Regions from separate parts of the Homo sapiens genome. Here region 2 is linked to region 1. A link is a loop called in an ENCODE intact Hi-C map of the cell type or tissue named here. Cell type or tissue: ovary. All regions are shown on one strand.

Evidence for each region. A loop is a pair of places that touch in the nucleus more often than their neighbours do. Peaks named below come from ENCODE experiments on the same cell type or tissue, not always from the same donor. Only the 100,000 strongest peaks of a DNase experiment are listed, where the experiment ranks them.
Region 2: a loop joins it to region 1, with 4 times the contacts of the local background. A loop is called at or near these places in 2 of 110 quality-filtered maps.

Annotation. Positions count from the first base shown.
Region 1 is chr18:61,578,587-61,586,586 of GRCh38, forward strand. LOC124904314 (a long non-coding RNA gene) reads right to left here. Exons shown (of 7, transcript XR_007066395.1): 5 at 7,160-7,264; 6 at 821-870. Among named protein-coding and RNA genes, the nearest start is that of LINC01544, 170 kb to the right of the region's middle. In ovary, CTCF peaks have their summits at 3,461 (motif pointing right) and 3,662; a DNase peak (open chromatin) is centred at 3,555; H3K4me3 peaks cover 896 bases; H3K27ac peaks cover 636 bases.
Region 2 is chr18:62,032,774-62,040,773 of GRCh38, forward strand. It overlaps a transcript of PIGN not described here. Among named protein-coding and RNA genes, the nearest start is that of RNF152, 140 kb to the left of the region's middle. In ovary, no CTCF peak of the experiment used is centred here; a DNase peak (open chromatin) is centred at 4,777.

The DNA of each region.
Region 1 (8,000 bases):
AGGGACTCAATGGCGTTGGGCCAATGTTGCTGAATTCTCTTGGCTTCCCCATTGGTTTGTAAGATGGCATCAGCAGCTTCAAGGTTCAGATCTCAAACTGTGTTCAAGGGCAGGAAGCTGAGCATAGGGCTAGAAGATTTTCTGTGACTTCCTCTTATTAGGGAGGAAAAATTTTTCCTAGAAGGTCCAAGCAGACTTCTTATATTCTCCCTAATCTATGTCACATTCCCATCCTTAGACCAGGGACTATATCTACATTCCCTAAGAATAACTGAACCCCATCTGATGCCTGTCCAAAGTGGGTTACCCTTGCTCCATCCAAAAGGCATGGAAGATCAGGGGCTGGCACTTTTGGGGACTGTACCTTCTACTGTTAATGGGATCCAGGTAGACTGAGTGCCACTGGATCAGAGCAGAACCATCAAGGCCAGCATAAGCAGGAGGCTGCTGGGGCTGCCAGTTGAGAGAAAACAATCTGTCCCAGGCAGGCATCCTCTCCAAATTTAGAAGCAAGAGCTAGCCTTTCCAGAGGGCTCTTTGAAAATGTTAGAAAATTATAATTAGACTTTGTGCTTCTACCAAGCCTTTTGTCCCAGAAGCTCAGGGCACTTCTCTGCATCATCTCATTAATCTTCACCACGCCATTCGAGGCAGCCTGCAACTATTGTCATCTTTATTTTCAGGATGAAAGATCTGAGATGTGGAAACAGGTCAATGGCTTGCCTAGTGTCATATACTCAGTGAGGCACCAGCAGCTGAGGACAGGACCAAAACTTATCACTGAAGACCCGGGACAAGTACATGGATGGCATTTACTTACCCAGAAAGCATGAGACTTGCAAGGTGACTTGACAGAAGAATGTCAAAGCTCTGTGCAAAGAGGTGAGAGGAACAGAACACAAGCTGTGATTTACTATCCAAGGAACCTTGGGCAAGTCACTTACACTTTCTGAACAGTTCCTCATCTAAAAAATGAAAGTAACATCTACCACATCGAACTTCACTTGGCTGTTTCAAAGACAAAAGAAGTGTTTTAAACAAAACCATGTGACCTAGGACATTTTATAAAATCTAAGTCAACATAAGGCATTGTTATTTGAGAGGATTTGTAGAATCAACATTTAAAATGAGCCTGCAGCTGTTGGCACACAATGATAATCCTGAATTGCAACCAGACAATTATAGAAAATGCTTCCTAAGAGATGACTAAGAAGTTCCTTTTTGCCATTCAATGTGCTATGATCATTTTCACCACTTACTCTATGGAAAGTGCTACAAAGCATGCAAGGACAACTGGACTGTGACCCACATCCTCTAGGAAATACGGTCTGGTAGAGGAGACAGATAAACCACTCATTTCACTGTGAGGAAAAATGAAAGAAAACATGTAATAGCCAAGGAGACCAAATGTGGGGGGTCCAGAGGAGGCTTGGGTCGGTTCCCATTCAGCAGCTCAGAGGAAGCTTTTGGGAAGTTGCAGGGTGATAGGAAAAGAGACCCCAGATGGCAGGAATATTGCAGTGGGGAGAAATGGAAGCCAAGAACATACAATATTATATGACTAAAGAAAAAGGTACATGGAAGATTGTAGACATTCCAATAAAAAGTTTGTGCAACATGGTATTTAGTGGGATGTTTTTTCCTGTTGTCTTGGAAACGTGGTAGCTCCTCAGTGAAGCTGAAACTGAACACAGCTCCTAAACAACCACAAACACCAGCTATGACAGCAACACCACTACAGTGGAGCCCATCACCGCAGAAGGACCAGAAGTGGCCAGGGTAAGGCTGGGGCAGACATACTTCACTAATCTGCAGCAGAGGGTCCCTCAAGATTCCTCTTTCTGCTCCCTTCTCCTTTCCCCTTCCCCTGCACCCCACCTTCCTTTGCTCAAACAAGAAGCCACATCTACAACAGTGACTTTCTTTCTTTTTTTTTCTTTTAAAGACAAGGTCTCGCTCTGTCACCCAGGCTGGAGTGCAATGATACAATCACAGCTCACTGCAGCCTCCATCTCCAGAGCTCAAGAGATCCTCCTGCCTCAGCCTCCTGAGTAGCAGGGACCACAAGTGCATGTCCACCACCCCTGGCTAAAACAATGACTTTCAAACTTCTCTAAGCATGACCCACAGTAAATGTTTTACATTATGACACGATTCACACAATTCCAGGCAGCTGACATCTATTATCACATTTATTTTCACACACACACACACACACATACACACACACCTGAAACAGCTTTTTGAGGAAATCATACTCTATTACTTGGAATGTACTTTGTAATTTGTATTCCATTCTACTCCTTTAAAGAAAAATAAAGATTGTGACTTTCTAAATTGATATTATGAGCCAGCAATGGCTTGTGACTTGCATTTTGGAGAAACCAGCCTAGGACAATATGGGAAGGGCATGGGTCTCACACACACACACACACACACACACACACACACACAGAGCCAGGTCCATGGCTCCAGCCTCACCTGAGGAAAAAAGCTGTGCAAGGAGTTTAAACAAAATTTTAAATAATGGGGCTGGGCGTGGTGACTCACGCCTGTAATCCCAGCACTTTTGGAGGCCGAGGCAGGTGGGTCACCTGAGGTCAGGAGTTCAAGAGTAGCCTGGCCAACATAATGAAATCCCGTTCTCTACTAAAAATACAAAAATTACCCAGGCGTGGTGGTGCACACCTGTAGTCTCAGTTACTTGGGAAGCTGAGGCAGGAGAATTGTTTGAACCCGGGAAGCGGAGGCTGCAGTGAGCAGAGATCCTGCCACTGAACTTCAGCCTGGGCGACAGTGAGTTTCTGCCTCAAAAAAATAAAAGCAAAGAGTGTAATAAATGATATTTAAAAAAAAATTTTCTGAATAATGAACAGGACTGAAATGAAATTGCTCTAATACCCCAAACAAAAGGCTGGCTGTTTTCAAGGGACTTGCTCCCCCACTGGGAAGTCGTCACAGTGGGAGGGGGTGGTAGAGTCCAGTTCGAGCCTGTTCTAAAACACACACACACACAAACACACACACATTTTATGTCCCTACTCCCAATTTTGAGGCCCCGAATTAAAGTTGGATGGGGCAACACCATGAAGGCCACTGCAGGATCATGCAAAAAAAAAAGACACACTGGGGAAAGGAAAGTGCGCCCCTCAAACACTAGGCAAACACTGGAGAAGGAAGGACCTTTGGGTCAGCAATAAGAAAGCCGTCCCCCTCAGTCAGCACAAAAGCTCGCCCCCAGGGAGAAACAGGAAGATCCTTAGCTCTTCTTTTCCTTCCCCAGCGCCCATCATCCTCCCTCCTGAGAAAACGGAAGAAAGGGTAGCACAGCAGCCGAAAGGAGTTTGGGTTTGCTTTGCTTCCATCTGCGGACAAGGCTCTTTGCAGAGAAAACCCAGCCTCCCGGTGCCCGGGCCCCGCAGGCAGTCTCTCTTTCGGCCACCAGAGGGCGCTCTCCTCCTCCCCAGCCTCCAGCCACACCTGGCCGAGGGGCGTCCTTGCCCCACTCCTGCAGCCCAGAAGCGCACTCACTGCACAGCCGCGGAACCTGCAAGACGGGCCACAGGCACGCCCCGCTGCCAGCCGCTTAGCTTTTTAAAACAAGCCAGCATAGATGTTCACAATTATTCTCCCCTCAACGGTGGACACTGTCAGGTCAGCAATCCCTAGGAAGCTCCCGGGAGCGCTGTCGGAAGACTTTGCCAGAGCTCAGACTCATCGGGAGGGGGAAATCGGTTCTCTGGCTGCCCCTGGCAGCGGGGCTCCCCCACCCCAGGCTTAAAATAGGGATGAAACTCTTTGACATCGAAGGACACAGGGTCCCTTCCCACTGACGTCCGTTGTGGCGCTGAGGGACCCAGGAGAGCAACAGGGCTTCCAGATCGGAGACATCACCAAAGAGGGAACGCAGCCACTTTTATTTTTGCCTTGACAATTATTAAAATACGCAGAGGAAGGAAACTATTCAGGCTGGCTCTGTACAAGGCAATCATTCCCAAATTGCACCAAATTGGCTGCTCCCCAAAGTCCGTGTGTTCTCCCCACACCCTCATATAAACACACACACCCACCAACACCCTGTGTTATTTGTCTTCAATGAGTTAGAAAGAAGACTTTAAGATAAGGCAGGGTGAAACTCTGACAGCTAGTACCCAAAACTCCCCCTCAACATTAATGGGAGACTTGCTTGTATGTTTTTGCCCCCTAAGGGTAACTGATTCCCATGACTTTGCTTTAGCCAAGGGAATGAAGTGGCTTTTGGGGTAGAAACAGCCTAACCTTACACAAACTTTGAGATAAACAAGCACTATCACAGCACATAAAAACGAAAACTACCAGCAGGTTAAAATTATCCCTATGAAGAAAAAGGAATTTCACGTTATGAAAGTTTTTTTTTTTTAATAATCTGCTAAGTACACACTAATACCCAAAACAGGCCTTAAACAGTCTGAAGGATGCTTGAGCTAAAATCTTATAAATTGCCCTGGAATATTTGTCAAACCACCTGCCCAGAACATACTGTATGTATTCATAGTGCTGTCAAACAAGTGGACTACCATCATTGGATGAGTGGTTTGTCAGCCAGAGGCTGGCTCAGACAGACCATACGTAAAGGTTTCTAACCCTAATTTTTCCCTTTAGTGATTGAGCCTGGACCCATTGTTTGGGATACTTGTGGGGACATGGACTGCATTCTGTCTTATATTGCAGATGCTAAAGAAAACATCTTTCCAGTCCCCCCTTCCCACAGCAGAACACCATGGATTAAATCTGAAACAGTATAAGTGTTCACATCTGGAAAATTGAGCTGAATCTGTCTGGAGACATCTGTATGGATCCTTTGGACTAGTATGAAAAACGATGATTTCTGTGTTTTCTATAGTGGTTTCCACCCTCATGCTAAGGTTTACATTTCTGAAATCACACCACAGCCACCCATTTTAAGGAAGTAGGAGGTTAGAAACATTAAGGAAATTAAGATTGGAGGACAAAGATTATGTGATAGTTAATCTTATATGTCAACTTGGCTAGGCTATAATGCCTTGTTGTTTGGCCACACACTAGACTAGATGTTGCTGTGAAAGTATTTTGTAGATGTGATTAACATTTACAGTTGATTTTGAGTAAAGGAGATTACCCTCAATCATATGGGTGGGCCTTTTCCAATCAGGTGAAGGCCTTAACAGCGAAGACTGAGGCTTATCAAAGAAGGAGGAATTCTGCCTCAAGACTTGCAACATCAGCTCTTCCCTGAGTTTGAGTGCTGGTCTGCTGTAAGATTTCAGATTTTAGCTTGGCATGGTGGCACACTGCTGTAATCCCAGCTACTCAGGAGGCTGAGGCAGGAGAATCACTTGAACCCAGGAGGCGGAGGTTGCAGTGAGCCGAGATGGCGCCACTGCACTCCAGCCTGGGAGACAGAGCGAGACTTGGTAAGAAGGAAGGAAGAAAGGAAGGAAGGGAGGAAGGGAGGGAGGGAGGGGAGGAAGGGGGGGGAGAGAGAGAGAGAGAGAGAGAGAGAGAGAGAGAGAGAGAGAGAAAGGGAGAGATTTCAGGTTTGCCAGCTCCCACAATGGTGTGAGCCAATTCTTTAAAATAATTCTCTCTCTCTCTCTCTCTCTCTCTCTCTCTCTCTGTGTGTGTGTGTGTGTGTGTGTGTGTGTGTGTGTCCTATTGGTTTGGTTTCTATGGAGAATATTGATTGATACAGATTTCAAGTGGGAATCTATTTTATTTTGTACATGTTATAAGTCAAAATAACGATGTGAGGTTAAGTGCTGCCATTCTACATGATATTCACATATCCCAGATTTCTGATTTTGTTTAGGTGCCTAGACCCTCCTTAATACCCCATGTGACACACTGGAAGCTGGCCTGACCCCCAGCCATAGGTGTGATCCTGATTGGTCTAAGGGTGAGCCATCCCCTTCCCAATGATTGGCTCAGGGGAGGGGTCATGTGATTTAGTAAAGACCAATGACTTTACTAAATGACTTTTAGTAAATGACTAAATGACTTTTAGTAAAGACTAAGGTTTGTAGTCATTCTTCCAAGAGGCTTTACAGAAGCAGCATTCTCTCTCCCCTGTTGGAGGAGAATAAAGAAGCAGTAGCTACTGCCATGATGCCCCCATTGTTACTGACAACCCCTGGCACCTGCCCTTTGGTAGAAAATAACATGAGCTTCTGAAAATGTTGTTGAGCTGATTGAATCTCCCAGCCCCAAAGCCTGCACTGACTCTGGGCTTCCTTTTAGGTGAACCAATCCATTTTCTTATTCTGGAAGCCAGTTTGAGCCTGGCTTTTTGATAGTTGCAGCCAAATGACCAAGTCTCCTTGCCCTTAATTTCTTCTCTACAAACTGGGAGAGTAGAATTAGATAATCTAAGTTTTCCTCAAACTCTCAATGTCTGTGAACTGCATATTCAGGTACTAGCACTAACAACATTAACACTATTTGTCAATTACTAAAGAAGATAAATGTTATTATAGGTATGTTTCTAAATAACTTTCATTTTTAGAAACAGTAAAATGACATGTTAAAGTTCATAAAGTATAATTTAATGCCATTTTTTCCAGTGGTCTTAACCCTAGTGAACCACTGTCAGCAACAATAACTTTCGCTAAATTTTTTAACACAGAAAAAGCTCTAACAAATACAGTAAAAAGAAAAACCTAATAGAAAAATGAGGAAAGGATAAGAACAAACTTCCCAGCAAAGAAAATACAAATGAGTCTTAAAATCCATTTATCTCTAGTTTTCCATTATTGGAACGCTAAGCATGTGGGAGTTATTTATATCCTACTGCTCAAGGTCATTGCTAAGGTCTGATTGCAAAAATTCAAAAAATTGCAACCTCAGGCATAAATGGGTTAAACCAATGAAGAGATGTTCAACCTCACTCATAGGGAAGAGGGAAATTAAAGAGAAATGCTAATTAAAACGATGGCAAGGTTTTTTCAACCTACAAGATTGGCAAGTTACCAAAAAGTTTAATAACATGCTGTTGGTGAAGATCTTTTAAAATCAACTTTTATATCAATAATGAGAATTATCACTGAGGACCAGCAATTGAAGGTTTCTTAGAGCATTTTTTGTTGCTGCAACAGAATACCACAGATTGTGTAATTTATGAAGAAAAGATATTTATTTGGCTCACAGTTCTGGAGGCTGAGAAGTCCAGGACTGAGGGACTACCACTGATTAGGGCCTTCTTGCTGCATCATAACATGACAGAAGGTAACACATGGCAAGGAGGTGTACCCTAGAGACAGAGATACAGACATTTTCAAAAAATTGAGTCTGAAAAATGGAGTAACTAACTCACTCACGCAACAACTAACCCACTCCCATGGTTATGGCGTTAACTCATGAGGGCTTTGCCCTCATAACTTAGTCACATCTTAATACTGCCTCAATGGCAATTAAATGTCAACATAAGTTCTGGAGGGGACATTCAAATCATAACAAGGGGTAAGAGTTAAATAGTGCAACTTTCATGGAAAGCAATTTGACATCATCTGTAAAAATTACAAATTACCCTTTGGCCCAACAGTTCTCCTTCTGGAGGCTGTGAAATCCAAGATTAAGGGACTAGAAGATTTAGTGTCAGGTGAGGGCTCCCTCTCTGGTTCATAGATGGCAGCTTCTTGCTGTGTACTCACGTGGTGGAAGGAAATAGCTGGCTCTTTTATAAGGGCACTAATCCCAGTCATAAGAGTTCTGCCCTCAGTTTACCTCCCAAGGCCCCACACCCTGAACCATCACCTTAGGGGTTAAGATTTCAACATATGAATTTTGAGAGTAAATAAACAATCAGATCATAACAATCTCCACATTCAATGTGAAATAAAAAGAGCAAGTTGGACTGGGCATGGTTGCTCATGCCTGTAATCCAAGCACTTTGGGAGGCCAAGGCAGGAGGATTGCTTGAGTGCAGGAGTTCAAGACTAGCCTAGACAACACAGGGAAACCCAGTCTCTATTAAAAAAAATTAAAAA
Region 2 (8,000 bases), 450 kb after region 1:
AGGGTTCTTATAAGAATTAAAGAGGTTAGTATTTGTAAAGCATTTAAAACAGCGTCTGGCACATTGTAAGGACTACACAAGAGTTCATGAAAATTTTGTTAAAAGCCACAGTGAGAAATCACACTAAATGCTGAAGAGATACAAACACATTCAATGTATGCATATCAATTAAAGGTTTTGGTCACAAGTAACAGAGATGCAGACAAAAGTTTTTAGGATACAAATGGCTTGTAGAGTAACTAGGCAGGCTTAACAAATGGTTGGGGACCAAGGGAAGCTGGGCCACAGAGGACGCAGCCAAGGGGACCTGCAAGGAACATCATTGCAGTTTCCTTGGATGCCATAGCTAGTGTCTGCCCCAGCTGGGCTGCTAAGAACCACTATATGGGGCCACCTTCAGCTTCTATAGTGGGAGGCAGAGCACTGCATCCCCCCAAGACCCCTTTAATAGAAATCCACGCAAATAAGAAGGTAGAACGCTGACAATCAAAATAACACCTCCACAGTATGGCTTGTCTACATAAAATCACTGGATTTGTAAAGTTGGATTGAGAGGAAAGCATACCGATAAGAGGCTGCCTCATACTGAACTGTATGAAATAAAAAAACTGCACCACTTCCTGGCTGTTTGACTTGGGTGAGTTAACCTGAATCTTAGTTTCCTTTGATAAACGTGACTGATAGTAGATTATATCTGTTACTTCTTCTAAAGTGTTTAGTTCAGTGCCTTACACATGCTGATGGTTCATTAAGCACGAATGCCTACAAACATGTGATCAATGGAATTAAATCTTTTACTTCTGAATATAAATTGAGTTCTGTATTTCATTGTAGAACTATGCTTATTTGAACTCTTCCCTCAAGCCCCTTCTCAATTGCTGGCCTTCTTGGCACATCAGTTTTCCTGAGCTTTCTCTCTCGGAGTCTCTGAGTACTTGTTGCACGTATTGCTCGTAAGGCAAATATCACATGCTGCCTTTATTCACCAGCTGTATCATCTATACCCATACTTTAAGTATGCAGTGCACTAAGAAGCTAATGTTCTTATTCAGAGGTGAAGCCTGTAAACAAATTTAATACAATTTAATGTTTCAATCTAATCTAAGTCATAAGTGCATTGAGACCAATAAACATGTCATGGGGCAGGCAGTATTATCACAGTATTACAGATGAATCAGTTGAGACTCAGAGGGGTTTGTCTAAGGTCACACAACTAATAAGAAGCAGAGCCCAGATGGGTCTGTGTGATTCTAGAGTGCATAAATTCTGCCTCCTAAACTGCATTATCAGTTTCTTGAGGGCAAGAATTAGGTTGAATATGCCTTTGTGTTTCCCTTATAACCTGGTAAAGTCTTGAAAGAGGCAGGGCTCTAGCTTTGAGGACCAATAGATAAAATAGCAAACATTTTAAAACCATACAACCCATTGGTGAATGGCTAGAAAGCCAATGTGTTCCTTGTTTTGTTCTGTTTTCTGAATCTAATAAGTGAGACGTGGTCTCACTATGTTGCCCAGGCTGTCCTTGAACTCCTGGACTTAAGCAATCCTCTTGCCTCAGCCTCCTGTGTTGGAGCTCCCACACAGAGTCTCCACTGGTGTACTGCCTAGTGGAGCTGTAAGAGGCCACTGTCCTCCAGACCCCAGAATGGTAGATCCACCAACAGCTTGCACCGTGCACCTGAAAAAGCCACAGACACTCAATGCCAGCCCATGAAAGCAGACAGGACTGGGGCTGTACCCTGCAAAACCACAGGGGTGGAGCTGCCCAAGGCCGTGGGAGCCTAACTCTTGCATCAGTGTGACCTGGATGTGAGACATGGAGTCAAAGGAGATTATTTTGAAGCTTTAAGATTTAATTGCTGCCTTCTTGGATTCTGGACTTGCATGGGGCCTGTAGCTCCTTCGTTTTGGCCAACTTCTCCCATTTGAAACAGGTGTATTTACCCAATATCTGTACCCCTACTGTATTTAGGAAGTAATTTTGATTTTACAGGCTCATGTAAAGGAAGGGGACTTGCCTTGTCTCAGATGAGACTTTGGACTGTGGACTTCTGAGTTAATACTGAAATGAATTAAGACTTTGGGGGACTGTTGGGATGGCATGATTGGTTTTGAAATGTGAGGACATAAGATTTGGGAGGGGCCGGGGGAGAATGCTATGGTTTGGCTCTGTGTCCCCACCCAAACCACCTTGAATTGTAATAATCCCCACTTGTCATGGGAGGGACCTTGTGGGAGGTAATTAAACCATGGGGGTGGGTTTCTCCTGTGCTGTTCTCATGATAGTGAATAAATCTCATGAGATCTGATGGTTTTATAAAGGGGAGCTCCCCTGCACATGCTTTTTTTGCCTGCCACCATGTGAGACATGACTTTGCTCCTCATTCACCTTCCACCATGATTGTGAGGCCTCCCCAGCCATGTGGAACTGTAAGTCCATTAAATCTCTCTCCTTTTGTAAATTACCCAGTCTTGGGTATGTCTTTATTAGCAGAATGAGAACGAACTGATACAAAAATGCACCCCAAAGAAAAGCAATGGCAAATTAATCTACTGATTTTTGTATAGTTATATGTAAAGTTCAACTAAGACCTTGAACCAATGCCTTGATTATGGCCATCTCTGAACAAAACATTGTAACTCAATATCATAATGTTTAAATTCCCGCAGCTGTGGAGTTCCCCTGGGAAACCAGACAGTTCAATCTTGTTTTTTCAGAAGGCCTTATTTAAGAAACCTAACTTATTACTTTTTTATCTTTTTTTTATTGTACTTTAAGTTCTAGGGTACATGTGCACAACCTGCAGGTTTGTTACATATGTATACATGTGCCATGTTGGTGTGCTGCACCCATTAACTCATCATTTACATTAGGTATATCTCCTAATGCTATCCCTCCCCCTTCCCCCCACCCCACAACAGGCCCCGGTGTGTGATGTTCCCCATCCTGTGTCCAAGTGTTCTCATTGTTCGATTCCCACCTATGAGTGAGAACATGCGGTGTTTGAAAACCTATTTTTAACAAGTACTTATATTTCTAATTTCATCAAGTATGTCAGGAACATAATCAGATTTAGAGTGCTTAACCAAAAAAGGCTTTACTTTTCTCATGTATCCAGAAGCTGGAGGTGAGCTTTTCTAGGGTGGTATGGTGAGCAGCTAAGGGATTCTACCATGGACTCAGTCATCATCCATCTTCCAGCTAAGCCTTCCTTTCCAGGTAGTTTCATTTTCAAATGCATTATTCCTAGGTTGCAAAACTGCTCCACCTCCAGCAGCATGCCTACATTTCAGATACAGGAGGAAAAGGCAACAGGCAGGAAGGAACATCAGCTCCACTGAGGTTTCCAGAAGCTCTACCCAGAGACTTCTGTGTGTACATAATTGGCAAGAGCTGCACTGCATTGGCATGCATCATTGCAAGGGAAGATGAGTTTTTTTTCTTTTTTTTTCTTTTTAATTGTTGTTGTTGTTTTTTAAATCCCAGTATACTTTTTTTTTTAAAGATTTTTTTAGAGATGTGGTCTCACTATGTTGCCCAGGCTGTCCTTGAACTCCTGGGCTTAAGCAATCCTCTTGCCTCAGCCTCCTGAGTAGCTGGGACTATAGGTGTATGCCACCCTGCCTGGCTCTGGGCATATTTCTGACAAACAAATCAAGGTTCTGATGGTAAAAAAGGAGAGTGGATACTGGGTAGGTAACTAGCAATGCTTGCCACAAGTAAAACACATGTGAACCGTGGATTATGTTGTTTTTCCTCTGGATATTTTAGTACTTGAATTTCTTACATAACAAATTGTTTATGGAGCAAGGAAACTATGGAGAGATCCTAAACTAGGGGCTACAAAGCTGTCCACAGGGCTGGTTTCATTCCACTGGTTCTCAATGGCCATATTATGCCCTTCTTTTTTGTCAACTGCTAGTTAGGACATTGCATTTCAGGAGGAGCATATTACTGCCATAGGCCCTGAAAGAATCCTTATCTTAGCAGATGCTAACTGGTATGTTAACCTGCCATCATGTCTGGCCACTCAGCATTCAACTGCCCATAACTTTCATTGCTGGTCTTCCTTGACCTGGGACACGTGAGGGATTTGAGGTCAACCAGCTGGTGCAGAGGAAGCACTCAGTAAATATGATCTGCCAGTTTCATTATTATTACCTCCTCAATTACAACACAAGCTCTTCAAGGGCAGGACTGATGTCTTATACTTTGTATCCCCACTCTGCTTGACTAGGAGAGGATATTGAATTATCTGCTGATTAATGCAATGTCTTACTTTAACTCATGCCACTGACCTGCACATTAAGGCTACTGCTGTCATCATCTATGTAATTCCACTCATGTGACCTAAGCAAAGGATAAATGTATTTTGTTTCCAAGTGTTATCGTCTGTGTGGACTATTTTTCTGGCATCCCCAAGGAAGCAGTTGTATACCCCTAAGGGAGTCTGGTGATTAAAAGTTTTCGCTTTAGACTTAGACTGAAATTAGCTCTGAGTTGACTAGCAAATCAACTTGCCAAAGGGAGGACTCTGGAACATTCATTTAGTCTCTTGGAACTTCAGTTTTCTTATCTGGAAAATAAGGCTGATATCTACCTTGGTTGGTGTTGTATGGGCCATGGCCGGGCCTGTCCACATGAAAGCCCCTCAGTGGGCATGGGTGGAACAGCCCAGGGCCCCATCGTGCAGACAAAGCAGGGACGTAAAGGCCTAGTGAAGCTGGCCCTCCTGAGCAGCACAACCACTGCCTCTTACGGTGATGTAAGTTGTTTGGGAATGCTGCCATGGCTGTGAGCACTGAGGGCAGCGGGTCCATGCTCTGTGTTCCTCTGCTCTACTGGGCAAATCGTTCTCCTCGGGCTTCTAAGAGCCCTAATCTTTGGTGGAGGCACGGTGAGCTGGAGAGACCTTTGAGGGGAGGGCAAAACCACCTATATATTTTTCTCTCGTTACTATCTTTCCAGTGTTTGTTGCTTTTGCTGAAGAAAAACCAAACTTGAGTAGAGCCTAAGACATCCTTCTTGACAGCCTGGAACCCAGACCAGGCTCGCTGAGGTCTGGCCTAGCACTAGTGGTTGCAATAACTCAATTATGTGAGATCATGAGTGTAAAGCCCCTGGCACAGGGCTTGGCATATGGCAGGCTCTCCATTGGGATTATTTGTGCTATTGTTTCTCCAGTAGCACCTATGAGAAAATTTGTATTTTGTTTTGGAGGAATGAACATGTAAGAGTTCTTTGCAGTTCCTGGAGATTGAGGCTATGCAAAGCTAAGATTTTTAATTCCTGTTTTTACTACATAATACCAAAACAGGGCACTTGAACATTTTGTAGTATTAGGCATGAAAGCAGCACTGTGAATCGGAGGGATAAAGTCTGAATCAGTTTTCATGGAACCATTCTGCCCCCTAAATTCCAACTTAGCAGAAGATAAAAACCAGGAACAAAAATAAACATTTTAAGTGGAGCTTCGGATTTCTCGTAATCCACCGTGTTCTTAGAGAGATCAGTGAATTCAATCCCCCTCCGTGTTTTTTTTTTTTTTTTTTTTGAAAAGATTACTTACTGGGAGGTTACTAGAATATTTCACTTAATTGAACTTGGCCAAAAACAGCTCTGAAACTTCACATGTTAGAAACTTTCTCTCAGTTGCAGCTTGAAAATCTTGCAAAGAACTTAGACTGGTCTTGTGTGGGTTGGATGTGCACCCCTAAACTAGTCAAATGTGGTGAGAAGGGTCATAAAAAATTTTTGGCTCCTGCCAGAAACAGAAGGTTAGCAATGCAGGCACAGTTATCTCAAGAGGAAATGCTGAGCAAAGGCACAGCTGACCACTACACACTCATGTGAGATTTATGTGGAACATAATAATTGGCTGGGCACAGTGGCTCGTGCCTCTGATCCCAATACTTTGGGAGACCAAGGGGCAGATTGCATGAGCCCAGGAATTCAAGACCATCCTGGGCAGCATGGCAGGACCCTGTCTCTACAAAAACAAAATATTTAAAAATTAGCCCGTGGTTCCAGCTATTCAGGAGGCTGAGGTAAGAGGGCTGTTTGAACCCAGGAAGTCAAGGAAGCAGTGAGCCATCATTGTACCACTGCACTACAGCTTGCACGACACAGTGAGACCCTGTCTCAAAATAATAATAATAATAATAATAATAATAATAATAATAATAATAGCTACAATAATTGATTGAAAGTAATTCAGGAAGAAAAATGTTATACACATTGGGCTCTAACATGGCTCAGAGAGGAGTTACAGGAGTGAAAGAGCAGAGAGAGAACTAGGGAGAAATAACGAAAACAGAAAAAAACCAGTGAACCACCCCTTCAATCCTCTGCTTCTCTGTTATTACACTTCTAATGCATTTATGTAAAATTATGTGTATAGAGTAAAAATTTTAAAAACATAAAATTACAATTTTAAATAATCTTGTTATTTTACAATAGTTTTATAGAAAATTTGCAAAATTAATACAGAGGGTTCCAACACACTCCCTCACCCAGTTTCTCTTATTATTAATACCTAATGATTACTAATTACTAAAAACTACTAAGGCACAGTTTTCACATTTAATGAACAAATATTGACATTTTATTAACTACATTCCATACTTTATTCAGATTTCCTTAGTTTTTACCTGATGTCCTTTTCTGTTTCAGGGCCCCATCCAGGATGCCGCACCCCATGTTTAGGGCCCCATCCAGGGTGCCGCATCTCATGTTTAGGGCCCCATCCAGGGTGCCGCACCCCATGTTTAGGGTCCATCCAGGGTGCCGCACCCCATGTTTAGGGTCCATCCAGGGTGCCGCACCCCATGTTTAGGGCCCCATCCAGAGTGCCGCACCCCATGATTAGGGCCCATTCAGGGTGCCGCACCCCATGTTTAGGGCCCATCCAGGGTGCCGCACCCCATGTTTAGGGCCCCATCCAGGGTGCCGCACATCATGTTTAGGGCCCCATCCAGGGTGCCGCACCCCATGTTTAGGGCCCATCCAGAGTGCCGCACCCCATGTTTAGGGCCCCATCGACGATGCCGCACCCCATGTTTAGGGCCCCTTCCAGGGTGCCGCACCCCATGTTTAGGGCCCAGCCAGGGTGCCGCAACTCATGTTTAGGGCCCCTTCCAGGGTGCCGCACCCCATGTTTAGGGCCCCATCCAGGGTGCCGCACATCATGTTTAGGGCCCCATCCAGGGTGCCGCACCCCATGTTTAGGGCCCCATCCAGGGTGCCGCACCCCATGTTTAGGGCCCCATCCAGAGTGCCGCACCCCATGTTTAGGGCCCCATCGACGATGCCGCACCCCATGTTTAGGGCCCCTTCCAGGGTGCCGCACCCCATGTTTAGGGCCCAGCCAGGGTGCCGCAACTCATGTTTAGGGCCCCTTCCAGGGTGCCGCACCCCATGTTTAGGGCCCCATCCAGGGTGCCGCACATCATGTTTAGGGCCCCATCCAGGGTGCCGCACCCCATGTTTAGGGCCCCATCCAGGGTGCCGCACCGCATGTTTAGGGCCCATCCAGGGTGCCGCACCCCATGCAGTGGTCATGTCTCTACAGGCTTCTCTTGGCTTTGACAGTTTCTCAGCCTTTTCTCGTTTTTGATGACCTTGGTAGTTTTGAAAAGTACTCACTGGGTATTTTGCCAAATGTTCCTATATTGATATTTGTCTGTTTTTCTCATGATTAGACTGGGTTTATGAGCACTGGGGAGGAAGTCCGTGTAGCTAAAGTGCCATTCTCATCATGTATCCAGGGTACATACTGTCAGCTTATCACTGTTGATGTTCACATAGATCACCTGGCTATGCTATGAGCAGTTTTTAATAAAATAAAACCAATCACAATAGCATGAGAGATAGGACATGATAAGCAAACATGTATCAGGCAAATCAGGATTTAATTGTATGGTTTCTAACTTTAAGAATATTACTTCTCATCAGCAAGGAGAGGAGCTTTTAAAATGTTGACAGACGATTTCTAGAATTT